2 separate regions of the Homo sapiens genome follow, and region 1 is linked to region 2. A link is an interaction called in ENCODE POLR2A ChIA-PET data of the cell type or tissue named here. Cell type or tissue: IMR-90. All regions are shown on one strand. Each heading gives the region's core, and the rest is flanking DNA. Links, peaks and the distances in the headings are about the cores only.

Region 1 (4,403 bases), core at 102-4,101, 160 kb before region 2:
GTGATACTTCAAATTCTGGTGTTTTTCTATGACAAACATGTTACAATTCATTTTTCAGGGTTTTCAATAAGCTGATGCATATATTCTACCCACATTTTAGAGTTGTATTCAATGGGACAGAAAGGATGGAATGTGTTTCCATCATTTTACCTGGAACTGGAAGCCCTCAATAAATGTTTAAAGCTAAAAATAATACATTTTCTAAGATCAAAATGGAATTAAATATTAAATATATTAAATCAATAACAAAAAAAGTGGAAAAAAAAATCCAAATATTTTGGAATTAAACAATATACCTCTGAATCACCTATGGATCAAAAAAGAAACCATAAATTAGAAGATATTTTTAACTGAATGAAAATGAGGGCCCTGCGCGGTGGCTCACGCCTGTAATCCCAGCACTTTGGGAGGCCGAGGCAGGTGGATCACGAGGTCAGGAGATCGAGACCATCCTGGCTAACACAGTGAAATCCCGTCTCTACTAAAAATACAAAAAATTAGCCGGGCATGGTGGCGGGCACCTTTAGTCCCAGCTACTTGGGAGGCTGAGGCAGGAGAATGGAGTGAACCCGGGAGGTGGAGCTTGCAGTGAGCCAAGATAGCGCTGCCACTGCACTCCAGCCTGGGCGACAGAGCGAGACTCCGTCTCAACAACAACAACAACAAAAAGAAAATGAGAAGATGCTGCATTCAAAACAATGCTTAGATGAAATTTTACAACATTCATTGCTTATACTAGAAAAAGAGAAAGGGCCAAAAATCAAAGAATCTAAGCTTCTACCTTAAGAGACCAGAAAAAGATGTTTATATCCAATGTACAAACATGAAGAAAATAAGAGCGGAAGTCAATGAAATAAACAAACAAGGAAAATTAATTATACCAGAAACTGTTTCTGAAAAGATCAATAAAATTGATAAAATTGATAGAAAAAAAGTGTGAAGACATAAATTGCCAGTGTTGGCCAGGTACAGTGCTCATTCCTGTAATCTCAGCACTTTGGGAGGCCAAGGTGGGCAGATCACTTAAAGCTGAGAGTTTGAGACCAGCCTGGCCAACGTAGTAAAACCCCATTTCTACTAAAAATACGAAAATTGGCCGGGTGTGGTGGCTCACGCCTGTAATCCCAGCACTTTGGGAGGCCGAAGCAGGCGGATCCCGTGGTCAGGAGATCGAGACCATCCTGGCTAACACGGTGAAACTCCGTCTCTACTAAAAATACAAAATGGTGGCGGGCGCCTGTAGTCCCAGCTACTCGGGAGGCTGAGGCAGGAGAATGGCGTGAACCCGGGAGGCGGAGCTTGCAGTGAGCCGAGATCGTGCCACTGCACTCCAGCCTGGGCAATGAGCGAGACTCTGTCTCAAAAAACAAACAAACAAACAAAACGAAAATTAGCTGGGCATGGTGGCGCACGCCTGTAATCCCAGCTACTTGGAAGGCTGAGGCGCAAGAATCTCTTGAATCTGGTAGGCAGAGGCTGCATGAACCGAGATCATGCCACTGCACTCCAGCCTGGGCAACAGAGTGAGACTCTGTCTCAAAAACAAACAAACAAACCCCCAAATTGCCAGTGTTAAGAATGAAAGAAAATATAAGGCCGGGCGCAGTGGCTCACGCCTGTAATCCCAGCACTTTGGGGGGCCGAAGCGGGCAGATCACAAGGTCAGGAGATCGAGACCATCCTGGCTAACATGGTGAAACCCTGTCTCTACTAAAAATACAAAAAAAAAAAATTAGCCAGGCGTGGCGGCGGGCGCCTATAGTCCCAGCTACTCGGGAGGCTGAGGCAGGAGAATGGCGTGAACCCGGGAGGCAGAGCTTGCAGTGAGCCGAGATGGCGCCACTGCATTCCAGCCTGGGCGACAAGTGAGACTCCATCTCAAAAAAAAAAAAAAGAAAGAAAATATAAATACAGCTCCTACATACATCAAAAGGATAATATGAACAACTTTTTGCCAATAAATTTGCCCATAAATAGAATAAAATGGAAAAATTACTTGAAAGATACACATTACCAAAACTAAAAACGCAATAGGAAATCTGAACAGACTTTCCTGAATTCAAATAAATTCACAATTTAAAATCTTTCAACAAAGAAAATATCCAGTTTCAGATGACGTCTCTGATGAATTCTATCAACTATATAGGTAGAAATAATTAAATGGAGAAAAGTATTTTCAATAAATGGTGCTGGAACAACTGTATATATATGAAAAAATCTAATTCATAATGATCATAGACACACATCAAAGCTGAAACTATAAAAATTATCGAAGAGAACACAGGCTGGGCATGATGGCTCACACCTGTAATCCCAGCACCTTGGGAGGCTGAGGTGGGAGGATTGCTTGAGGCCAGGAGTTTGAGACTAGGCTGGGGAACAATAGTGAGATCTGTTCTCTACACAGTAAAATGTTTAACTAGTGTGGTGGTGCATGCCTGTAGTCCTAGCTATTCAGGAGGCTGAGGCGGGAGGATCACTTGAGCCCAGGAGGGGCTGTTTCTCTTGGATTTTTAAAGTAGACAATCATGTCATTTACCAATAATGACAGTTCTCTTTCCCTTTCAACCTTCATATGTTCCAATCACTTGTCTTTCTGTATGGTCTGGAAGAATCTCATGGAGAACTGGTGGCACGAGCGTGCTTTCTCTTGTTCCTAGCTTAAAAAAAAAAAAAAAAAGTCCTGACCAGTAGCGGTTCTAGGAGAGGGTAAGAATTTGCGGAAAATGTGGCGGAAGAGGGAAACGATCATTGTCAACAGTGAAAGGGGTCTCAGGGACAGAAGCATTTAGGAAAGAAAAGAAGATTGCTTGCCAAGACCTGGCAAATAAATCAGGCTTTAGAAGGACAGGCTTGCCAAACTAAAACCACAACAAGTATTGAAAGGGAAATTCTCCAAGATTACCATTGTGAGCACGTTTTTATCAGTCTACTCATGATGGCAAAACCCAGCGCTTTTCTCACATGATTTTCATATGCACGAAAGGTCATGACCTACCCAGGCGTCAGCATTGCAAACATCAGGGTTAGAGTTGTTTTTCTAGGGAGTCAGCAATTTATAGAAAATGCTCAATGTTTAGTTTATTTTGGGGACTAGAAGAACTATTTTTTTCATGAAACCCGCAAGCAATTTATCAGCGAAATTCTGTCTGCTCTACCTTCACAATATATCCAGAATCACAACACTTCTGACCACCTCATTTCTCACCTGGATATGACAGCAGCTTCTTACCTAGACTCTCTGTTTCCAGCTTGTTTCATCAAATTCACAACACAAAAGCCACACCGTTACAGTTAACATATGTCAGGTTATGTCATTCCTCTGCTCCAACCCCTTCAAAGTCTGCATCTCTGACTCAGAGTAAAAACAAGTCCTTAATAACAGCCAACAAGGCTCACATTTTCCCCCATCGCTCATCTACTCTTCTCCTCCCTGACTCACTTCTCTATAAAATCTCTGGCAAGTCTGTCAAATGGATGATCCTCATACACACCAGACGTTCTCCCACCTCAGGGCCTTTGCACTTGCTCTGCCCGCTCCCTGCATCACTCTTCCTGCCAGAGCCCCTTGTGACTTGCTTCCTTACCTCCTTCAAACTTTGCTCAGATATCACCTTCCCAGTGAGGCCTTTCTTGACACTCTGGTATGGTTTGGATCTGTGTCCCCGCCCAAATCTCATCTTGAATTGTAATCCCCGATGTTGGAGGTGGGGCCTGGTAGGAGGTGATTGGATTATGGGATGGATTTCTCATGAATGGTTAGCACCATCTCCTTGGTGCTGTTCTCATGATAGTGAGGGAGTTCTCGTGAGATCTGGTCTTTTTTTTTTTTTTTTTTTTTTTGATGGAGTCTTGCTCTGTTGCCCAGGCTGGAGTGCAGTGGCGCGATCTCGGCTCACTGCAAGCTCCGCCTTCTGGGTTCATGCCATTCTCCTGCCTCAGCCTCCCCAGTAGCTGGGACTACAGGTGCCCGCTACCCCGCCTGGCTAATTTTTTGTATTTTTAGTAGAGACAGGGTTTCACTGTGTTAGCCAGGATGGTCTCGATCTCCTGACCTCATGATCCGCCCGCCTTGGCCATCCAAAGTGCTGGGATTACAGGCGTGAGCCACTGCGCACAGCCGTGAGATCTGGTCATTTAAAATCTGATCCCCTGTCTTTTCTCTTGCTCCTGTTCTTACCATGTGAGGCACCTGCTCCCCCTTCATCTTCCACCATGATCATAAGTTTCCTGAGGCCTCCCCAGAAACTGAGCAGAGGCCGGCACCATGCTTCCTGCACAGCCTGCAGAACTACGAAGCAATTAAACCCCTTTCCTTGATAAATTACCGAGTCTCAGGTATTTATTTAGAGCAATGTGAGAATGGACTAATACATGCCCTATTCTTGAGGGACATTAAAAAT
Region 2 (4,403 bases), core at 214-4,213:
AAAAAAATCTTCACCCAGACCAATGTCCTGGAGTGATTCCTCAATGTTTTCTTCTAGTAGTTTCATGGTTTGAGGATTTAGATTTAATCTTTAATCAATTTTGATTTGCTTTTTGTATATGGTAAGAGAGAAGGATCCAGTTTCATTCTTCTGCATATAGTTATCTAGTTTTCTTGGCACCATTTATTGAAAAGCCTATCCTTCCCCCCATTATATGTTCTTGGTACCTTTGTTGAAGATGAGCTGGCCGTAAATGTGTGGATTTACATCTGCGTTCTCTATTCTGTCCCATTGGTCTATTCTGTCTGTTTTTATGCCAGTGTCATACTGATTTGGTTACTATAGCTTTGTAGTAAAATTTGAAGTCAGGTAGTGTAATGCCTCCAGCTTTGTTCCTTTTGCTCAGATTGCTTTGGTTATTTGGGGTCTTTTGTGGTTCCATATATGTCTTAAGATTTTTTTCTATTTCTGTAGAGAATGTAATTGGATTGCATTTAATCTGTAAATTGCTTTGAGTAGTATTATAATTTAACCAATATTAAGTATTTCAGTTCGTGAATCTGGAATATCTTTTCATTTTGTTGTGTCCCTTTCAATTTCTTTCCCAATATTTTAGTATGGTATTTCTTTATCTCTTTGCTTTTGTCTTCACAAATTTTAGCTTAGGATGCAGAATTTGGCCTTTTCAAATTCTGACTCCCAGTCCTCAAGGATTGCAAGGTATGGGTATAAAGATTTTTCTAAAAAATGAAGTTTCATTATTCCCTCTCTGCTTTTAGATAGTATAGCTTGGACTGAACTTCTGCTTTTCTCATATAATATTATTTGAGGCCACAAGTAATGTTCAATATCTTGCTATTTTTCTTGGGGCTGAGTCCAAAGATTTAACAAATCATTGGATAGCCAGTTGCATTTCTACTGTATAACAAAACTTTTCAAATATTATTTAGGGATGGGAATAATTATCTCCTCTCTGTTTTGCACCCCACACTATCTCAGCTATTTTCATATGTTAGAGCCTGTTACTTAAATTATCTGATTCTTAGGTATAAATGACTCAGGACTTTTTCCTTTGCAGATGACAGAAACCCAACTCAAAACTGCTTTAACAAAATTAAAGTGGGTGGTGGGGAGTGCAGATGTGTGTTTCAGAGGAGGGAAGATTATCTCCACATCTACAAGTACATGCTAGATTGGGCACTGATGGACAGAATCATCAGTTTATTAGTGAAGCATAACTTGTGTGAACGAGACAAGCTGGCTCAAGCATTTGAAGATGCTTTTGAGGTACTGAGGCAACATTCAACTGGAGATCTTCAAAACTTACCTGGTTTTCATCAGTGATTGTACCCATGTCAGAGGAGATTCCAACTGCTATGGAATGTTGCTTACAGAGGAATCTATTTATAATTGGAGAACTTTAATAAATAATGCTGCAGACTTCTATTTTGAAGGAACCATTCATTGATCTTTGTGGAACATAACTGAAAGCCAGCTGGTGCAGTCTGCTGTTTTCCAGCAACAGGGAGGACAAGGCGGGAAGCTTCTCTGACTGTTTGAATAACTTCACAAATCTCAGTATAATCCCAAGATGGCATCTGCATTCAGTAAGTAGATAAAACCAAAGGCAGTTTCCAGTTTGTATCAAAAAATGAAGAAAAATTTGCCAAACTTTGAGGAATAAGAAAGGGCAATAGGAAGACCATGGTCTATCAGAAAATGGCCAGGGAACTGAGGAATTATGGAAAAACTCAGGAAATCAACAAAATCTGGAGAAAGCTCATTTACCAATGAGCTTCAGTGGGGCCATTCTCTGAAGATCTCTCCATCTTGTTTCTCTGAGAAAGAGATCGTCTACTCACAGTATGTTCAACTGATCAAGAACATCTCAGTTTAAGTAATTGGAATGCAAACTAAAATTTTACATATGCCAGTTACCATGAGCTTAGTCACCATGATTGCTAAATATACTCTCCCATTTCATCATCTTTTTTGGCATTAGAAATCCCTACAAGCTTCAGGATTTTTCTCTTAAAGCAAATACTGAAGATAAAAAAATTAGCTTCATTCAGGCTATCTTTTATCAAATAGCACATAATTTATACAGACTTGGTGGGAAATTCTGCCAGTGAACAACTTTGTTGTTTCAAATCATCAAGCCCCATTTGAAAGTATGGACTAAATATCCTTGCTTTTACTATTCTCTATGCAGCCACTTTCTTCTAGGTTAACAATGCCAGTGCAGATGATTTGATTTATGTATTAATTTAAACATTTTCCTGTCTTACACTCAGGTGAAAAATCATTTGGATATATATCTGATGGCTTTACAAAAATTATTTACAAAAAGTAATTGCATATAATACAGTGTTTATGCCAAAGTATGTTTATGTCTTAAAAACTTTAGTGGAAATGTGTATTCAGGTCCCTTGCTCATTTTCTAATTGGGTTTCTTGTTTTCTTAATATTGAGTTGTTGGAGCTCCTTCTGTATTTTGGATATTAATCCCTTGTCAGATGTATGGCTTGCAGCTGTTTTCTCCCAATCTGTGAGTTGTTTCTGCATGCTGTTGGTTGTTTCATTGGCTATGCAGAAGCTTTTTAGTTTGATGTAATCTGATTTGTCTATTTTTGCTTTTGTTGCCTGTGCTTTTGGGGTCACATCCAAAAAACCGTTGCCCAGAGAGTGTCATGTAGTTTTTCCTCCCTGTGTTTTCTTCCAGTAAGTTTAGAGTTTCTGGTATTACGTTTGAATCTTTAATTCATTTTAATTTGATTTTTAGTTCTATATATGGTGTGAGATAAGGGTCCAATTTTATTGTTCTGCAGGTGGAAATTTCATTTTCCCAACACTATTTATTGAAGGGACTGTCCTCTTCCTATTGCGTATTCTGGTACCTTTGTTGAAAATCAATTGACTGTATAGTAGTAGGTTAATTTCCAAGCTCTCTATTCCACTCCATTAGTCAATGTGTCTGTCTTTTTTTTTTTTTTTTTTTCCAATACCATGTTGTTTTGATTGCTATAGATTTGTAGTATACTTTGAAATCTGGTGGTGTGATACCTCCAGCTTTGTCCTTTTTGTTCATGATTGCCTTGGTTGTTTGAGGTTTTTGTTGTCCATATGAATTTTTGTTTTGTTTTGTTTTTTGAGATGGAGTCTCACTCTATGGCCCAAACTGGAGTGCAAGTGGTGCAATCAAGGCTCACTGCAACCTCCGCCTCCCAGCTTCAAGTGATTCTCGTCCCTCAGCCTCCCAAGTAGCTGGGATTACAGGTGAGTGCCACCATGCCTGGCTGATTTTTGTATTTTTAGCAGAGATGGGGTTTTACCATGTTGGCTAGGTTGGTCTCGAACTCCTGATCTCAGGTGATCCTCCCACCTCGGCCTCCCGAAGTGCTGAGATTCCAGGTGTAAGCCACCATGTCCAGCCCCATATGAAGTTTTGGATTTTTTTTTTATTTCTATGAAAAGTGATGTTGGGATATTCATAGGGATTGCATTGAATTTGTAGATCACTTTGGGTAGTATAACATTTTAGTAATATTAGTTCTTCTGAACCATGAACATGAAATATCTTTCCATTTATTTGTGTCTTATTCAGTTTATTTCATCAACACCTTATAGTTTTCGTTGTATAAGTCTTTTGTCTCCTTGGTTAAATCTATTGCCAATTTCTTTTTCTTGCTTAATTGCTCTGTCTAGAACTTCCAATTCCATGTTGAGTGGGCATTGTTGTCTTGTTCCAGATCTTGGGGGAAAGGCTTTCAGTTATTCACTGCTGAGTCACTGTTAGCTGTCAGCATCTCTGGATAGCTTTTATTGTTGAGCTACCTTTCTTGTATACCTAATTTGGTGATTGTTTTTATGGTTAAGGGATGTTGAATTTTGTCAATTTTTTTCTGCTTCTGATGAGATAATCATATGATTTTTGTCATTTATTCTGTTAATGTGGCATATCATTTATTGACTTGCATATGTTGAACCCTCCTTGCATTCCAGAGATAAAGACATTTCTCAAAAGAATACATATAAATGGCTAACAGATATAATGAAAAATACTCGATATTGCTAATCATTAGGGAAATGCAAATTAAAGCCATAATGAGACATCATCTCATACTGGTCAGAATGGCTTTTATCAAAAATATGAAAGATAAATGTTGTCAAGAATGTGGAGAAAAGGGAACAATTGTACAATGTTGGTGGGAATATAAATTAGTATAGTCAATATGGAAAACAGTATGGAGGTTCTTCAAAAAACTAAACATAAAATTGCCATATGATCTTGAAATCCCACTTCTGGGTATTTACCAAAAAGGTTTAAAATCAGTTTGTTGAAGAGATGTCTATACCCCATGTTCATTGCAGCACTATTCACAATAGCAAGTTACAGAATCAAC

The links. Peaks named below come from ENCODE experiments on the same cell type or tissue, not always from the same donor. Only the 100,000 strongest peaks of a DNase experiment are listed, where the experiment ranks them.
Region 1: POLR2A ChIA-PET joins it to region 2 with 5 read pairs; 2 of 35 experiments call an interaction of 5 or more read pairs at or near these places.

The regions. Positions count from the first base shown.
Region 1 is chr17:7,082,810-7,087,212 of GRCh38, reverse strand. No RefSeq gene overlaps it. Among named protein-coding and RNA genes, the nearest start is that of CLEC10A, 4.8 kb to the right of the region's middle. In IMR-90, for the core only: no CTCF peak of the experiment used is centred there; no DNase peak of the experiment used is centred there; H3K27me3 peaks cover 325 bases.
Region 2 is chr17:6,925,034-6,929,436 of GRCh38, reverse strand. It overlaps the pseudogene SPICP3. Among named protein-coding and RNA genes, the nearest start is that of ALOX12, 69 kb to the left of the region's middle. In IMR-90, for the core only: no CTCF peak of the experiment used is centred there; a DNase peak (open chromatin) is centred at 1,966; H3K27ac peaks cover 298 bases; H3K27me3 peaks cover 447 bases.